Linked DNA regions of Homo sapiens: region 2 is linked to region 1. A link is a loop called in an ENCODE intact Hi-C map of the cell type or tissue named here. Cell type or tissue: IMR-90. All regions are shown on one strand. Each heading gives the region's core, and the rest is flanking DNA. Links, peaks and the distances in the headings are about the cores only.

The links. Peaks named below come from ENCODE experiments on the same cell type or tissue, not always from the same donor. Only the 100,000 strongest peaks of a DNase experiment are listed, where the experiment ranks them.
Region 2: it touches region 1 in a loop (5-fold over the local background); 6 of 110 quality-filtered maps call a loop at or near these places.

Annotation. Positions count from the first base shown.
Region 1 is chr6:27,494,699-27,497,615 of GRCh38, forward strand. TRS-AGA2-3 (tRNA-Ser (anticodon AGA) 2-3) reads left to right here and starts at 1,116; the gene lies at 1,116-1,197. RefSeq lists a silencer at 1,087-1,286 and an enhancer at 1,532-2,032. In IMR-90, for the core only: a CTCF peak has its summit at 1,299; a DNase peak (open chromatin) is centred at 1,193; H3K4me3 peaks cover 1,433 bases; H3K27ac peaks cover 206 bases.
Region 2 is chr6:27,544,231-27,547,147 of GRCh38, forward strand. It overlaps TRS-TGA2-1 (tRNA-Ser (anticodon TGA) 2-1), which reads left to right and starts at 1,459; the gene lies at 1,459-1,540. RefSeq lists enhancers at 1,167-1,306, 1,327-1,376 and a silencer at 1,477-1,606. In IMR-90, for the core only: no CTCF peak of the experiment used is centred there; a DNase peak (open chromatin) is centred at 1,511; H3K4me3 peaks cover 1,520 bases.

The sequences.
Region 1 (2,917 bases), core at 99-2,598:
TATGACTATGGAAACACCTTCTATCACAACTTATATTTTCCTTTAAATTTGTATTTAGTCATTTCATAACTTGACACGATTTTTAAAGGAGGTTTATGTGACTGATACTCATTTTAACAAGAAAGTTTAAATAACAGACTCCTCAGTTAAATACGGAATCTGGTTCTCTTACTCCAAACTCAGCTTAATACTCCCCTCAGAGCAGACTCCCTTTCGTTAAACCATGGGATTTCTTATAGTTGGTTTTATTAATATTTCCATAGCAAAGCAATATTTCTTCACTCCCCCTTACCCTGCCTTCACTCTTCTCTTCACCCCTCTCCTCTCCTCCGTTCAGATGTCACAATAGACCCCTCTGTCATCGTTCTCTTCTCCTCCTCTGCCCACTCTCCCTTTTCTCCTCTTCCTCTACCTCTCTTTCTTCTTTAGAAAATTAGATTAAGATTCTCTAAGCAGGGTAGACAAAATCACTCTCAGGTCTTAGGAAAACACTGTTATTGAGATATTAAGGTCAAAATGTAAGAGGGAGAAAAAGAAAACTTGCTAAGTTGACTAAATTTAGAGCAACGCGGGAAGCCCTTGTGTCGGCCAAAACTCAAACCAGATTCTGAGCCTAAAAGACTTAATGTCACAACGAAGGGACACAGAGGAGACTTTTCCACATAATTTTTCGCTCCCTCCACCTAAGACACAAATCAGCGGAAGCGATTCCGTGCCTGGAATCCCCTACGAACACCGTCGTTCACCGAGGAGCTTTGGGCTCCTGGAAGTCCGAACACCCCGGATCAGAGGAGAGTTGGCCATGACTCCCCGTCGGTACCGGCTGGGTTTGGTGCCAGCTATGGCGAGTACAGAAGCCTGGCCGGTCCCGGGGCAGGCAGGCGCTCGCTGGATGTTATTCGACTGACTGGATATTTGCTGGAAACGTTAATGCTTGTGCGATGAGGACTCTCTCTAATTGCAGGGCGCTCAATTACCAAGGATAGCCTGACTTCCTTTCCTAGAATTCTCATTTCACCTTAGCATTTCCAAAAAAACTCACCAAAGACAGAAGTTTGCACACGTCACCTGACACGTCATTTCACCAATCTATCAAAGGGTGAAGTTCCACAGCTGTAGTCGTGGCCGAGTGGTTAAGGCGATGGACTAGAAATCCATTGGGGTCTCCCCGCGCAGGTTCGAATCCTGCCGACTACGGGGTGGTTTTTGCTCCCAGTGAGCTAACTTAACCCATCTGTTTGGCAGTGTGAAATTACCTAACAAGGAAATCCTTACCACCCATTTCTTACCACAAGGGTGCAAACTTCTTGACTTGACTTGTCCAGATGCCTCGCTCATTCAAACCTCTACTGCCACTGGGTTCCCAGCGTGCCAGTGATCCCAACATTACTTCTTATTTGCCTAAAAATAAGCAATATTCTCTATGAGCAAAACGCAGGTTTTGGCGATGCTGCCTCATTTCCTGTCTTCGAACCCCCTGCCTCGAATTTCCCTCACGGAATTGCGCCCGGGAAGAAAACGAATGTTTATATTCATAAGGTGTCTCTCATCTTTGTGTTCACAAATATGTCTCACTTGGAGAAGTAGGGCTGGGCGCGGTGGCTTACGCCTCTAATCCCAGCACTTTGGGATGTCGAGGTGGGCGGATCGCTTGAGGCCAGTTCAAGACCAGCCTGGCCAACATGGCGAAACCCGTCTCCACTAAAAATACAAAACTTAGCCAGGCGTGGTGGCGCGCGCCTGTAATCCCAGCTACTCGGGAGGCTGAGGCAGGAGAATCGCTTGAACCCGGGAGGTGGAGGTTACAGTGAGCCAAGATTGCACCACTGCACTCCAGCCTGGGCAACATAGCGAGACTCTGTCTCAAAAAAAAAAAAAAAAAAAAAAAAAAAAAAAAAAAAAAGGTAGGTCAGCCCCCTCAATCCCTCAATTTGAATTTGTCTGCTATTTCCTCCGAGTTATATTCAGATTATTTTGGCAGCAATACCACAGAAGTGAAGCAAGGTCCTTTACCATTCTTCAAATCCAGTGGCACATGATGTTAATTCGTACTGATACTCGTATGTTAACTGTGATGAATTAAGATGATGTCTATTAAGTTTCTCCACTGTCAACTTACCTTTTGTATTACTCATTACGTGATTTATGCAGCTTACTTATTTTGCATTATATTTGGTTATTTTGAAAAGTATAAGTTAAAGGAAGAAGAAATTGAAGAAGTGCGTTGAATTCTGAATGTTAAATCAGCTTTTCTGTGAAGCCACCGTTGAAGTCTGTAATCAAGGAATACCCTTCTTGCATATAAAATAAATCTGAAATGTTAATCAACATTTTAATTTAATTTTTAATTATTACCATTATGTTATTTAAATGTTAGTGTTTAAAATGTAAAATATTGATATTGATATTATTGTGCAGCAGAGTTATGCACAATTATTTCTTCAGTCACTCTACCTCACATTTGAAATAATACATAGATGCTCACTTTCAGCTATAATTGAACATCATTTGTCTGTTTCTTCTTTTCTTTACTGACCATATCCAAAATGTGTATATGCATAAGTGGAAATTAAAATTAAAATATTCCATTCCCAATAGCAGCAAAAAATTTAAAGTTTGACAATAAATCTAACGGCCAGGCATAGTGGCTCACATCTGTAATCCCAGCACTTTGGGAGGCCGAGGGGTCGGATCACGAGGTCAGGAGTTCAAGACCAGTCTGACCAACATGGTGAATGAAATCCCGTCTCTACTAAAAATACAAAAATTAACCGGGTGTGATGGCATGCACCTGTAGTCCCAGCTACTCGGGAGGCTGAGGCAGGAGAATCACTTCAACCCAGGAGGTGGAGGTTGCAGTGAGCGGAGATCATGCCATTGCACTCCAGCCTGGGCGACAGGGCGAGACTCTGTCTCA
Region 2 (2,917 bases), core at 217-2,716, 50 kb after region 1:
AGGCGCGTGCCGCCACGCCCGGCTAATTTTTTTGTATTTTTATTAGAGACGGGGTTCCATCATGTTAGCCAGGATGGTCTCGATCTCCTGACCTCATGATCCACCCGCCTTAGCCTCCCAAAGTGCTGGGATTACAGGCGTGAGCCTCCGCGACCGGAAGGATGGCTTGTTAAAACAGACTGCTAGACACCCTCCTCTTCCCCCGCGCCCCGCCCGCCCCCCACACGAACCACACCACTCCAGTTTCTGATTCTGAGATCTGAGTTCAAGCCCAAGAATTTGCATTTCTCCTAAGTTCCCAGGTGGTGCACAAGCTGCTGTAAGAGGACAAAACTTTGCGAAGACTGCCCAGGGACAAATAACTTGAAAATAAATTTACTGTTTCAAAGGTTACAAACCGTTTCTAACCTAAATTGAAGATATAGCAAATGCCCCAGTAATAAGACCAAATAATATTTGCAAGAGTCCAACGAAGGGAACACATTTCTTACTATTTTAGAGGGAAAAACAAATGTGGGCGCGCTTTCACTATCAGAGACATTGCCGGCCTCGGTCATGGAGGTCACTTTCCCTTTGTATCTGCGGGGCCGACTCACTTCCATTCCCAGAATTCCGAGACTTTCCCCCTAACTTTTGTCTAAAAAGGAATCTGATTCAAGTCTACCCCTTATTTTTCCACTCTGACAATACTGTAGTATCTGAAGCAAGAATCAACCTTATTAATTTAGCTAGATTTATCCTGACATTTACTTGTTTCCATCTTTTTGCGTTTTTCTGTGCTGGACTCTCCCTAAGATATTTGGAAACCTGTGTTCTGAGTTCTTCCTTTTCCCCGGGCTCGGGTGGCTGAAGGCCTTGGCTCTTGGGAATGGTCTCGCGTCCTTCACCAGAACTGACGGGAATTATATTTACCTGAAGAGTCAGAGACCTCTTCAGAGTCATCTTTTCCAGTTAGGACAGAAACAAGCTCCCTCCTCAGCTAGCACGCCCGCTCCAGTCCGGTTTTAGCCGTTCCTTCGGAAGAGTAAGTCAGTTGAATGTCATCGAAGAAGCTCCTGATTTAGATTTTAACTGTACGTAAACGCAGATGACCCCCCACTCTCGTGCCTTCATTTAATTCCCGTTGCTTCTCCCATGGGTATTCAGAGGCTTGAGGTTGCTTGGACTCTCAATTCAATACTCCCTTTCTGCGGGTTCGTGAGAATTAGGTGTGAACGTGGTGTCCGCGGATTTCAGCAGCTAGCGGGCAAGCTCCAGCGCCCAGAAACTTTGAGTCGCTTGTCTAGGAGTCCTGTGTTGAATTGCAACACTATGCACTATGTTCTGGTTATTGATGTGCTCTGAATGAGCTCTTTCGTTCGTGAGCAGAGGCCCTGACGAGACTGAAGACCAACTATTTCCGAGCGCTCCACTCAACCATTATAAGTTCACCCCAGCCGTCAGCGATGGCGTAGGTAGGTAGTCGTGGCCGAGTGGTTAAGGCGATGGACTTGAAATCCATTGGGGTTTCCCCGCGCAGGTTCGAATCCTGCCGACTACGGTTTTACCAGGTGCAGTTCCCGCCTTTCCTCAAAACTTACCCAAATTCTTGTACTCCATTTGCTGCTCTCCTACACAATCCTCCCACTGCATATTCAGATAATATCCTCTTTACTCAGTGAATGGAGACTACCTTATGTTGCCGTTACTTCAAAACTGGTATATATCCCTGTGATCACAGCCAGCAAGACTTCAGCCTCTCCTGCACCAAATAGCGCCTTGGTATACTCATAACTACTGTCAACTCAAAAGAAGTCAGGATTCACAAAAAGCTTTACCACTAACAGGTAATTTTCATTAAATACTTAGTACGTTCCAAGATATGAGTTAAGCACCAACAGCATATTTTTATCTGCATTTTACAGATGAAGAAACTACCCAATGCTGCACAATGAAATGATATTTTAACTGAGGACTTCCAGATGGGGTCGTGAATTCAAGTTTTGTAAATTCCACTGGGGGCACCCCCCAAATTATCAAGTTGTTAGCAGATTCAGGGTTAGATTTATTAGTACCCAAAACGGATAAATAGCAGGTCATATTTTTCAAGTACTTACTACACATCACCATCAAGGTCTTTACATGGCTTATAATTTGTAAATCCTCACAACATAGTCATTATACAGACTGGAAGGTCCACAGGCATATACATATGGCCAAGGTCTCACAGCGAGAGGGCAGTAAGTTGTAACTTGAATTCATCTCTTGATTTTGGCTCCAAGACCCCGGCACCCAACAGGCGTCTCAGTCTTCTACCTGTACTGGGAATTAACACCACCTACCTCCTATCATTCAGAGTTGGTTCACTATTCTGACTTCATCCTGTCTCTACTGGTAATGAGTCCACAAAGTGGTATGATTTAAGCCGCTGGGTTTAGCCTGGGGTGTAATATTGCTGCCCATGGGGTGTTTGACGCTTGAGTTATCTATCTATCTATCTATCCATCTATCTATCTATCTATCTATCGTAAATAAACTTTATTTATCTGTTTCTCAGAGATGACACTGCCAATAATCACAGATTTGCATACGATACTTTGATGCAGGGCGTACCGCTCATCAGTCTACGGGAGTTTGTCTGTTTTTGAGTAGGGTGTTTCTTAACAGTTTATAAAGAGCTTGCCAACATTAGACCATTTAAGCTACTGAACACTAAAGCCTGATAGCAAAAAATACTTTTTCAGCCAACAGCATTTGGATGCACAGTACGACTGGTTTGACAGAAAGGTAAAAGACTATCTTCGCCACAGAGATGGAGAGAAATTGTACTTATGCTGCATATATTAGAAGTAAGTGAGGTAAAAACAACAACGACAAAAAAAAAAAAAAGAAAAGAAAAACAACTCTACAAAGGAAAGAATTACAAAGTTGCCCAGAT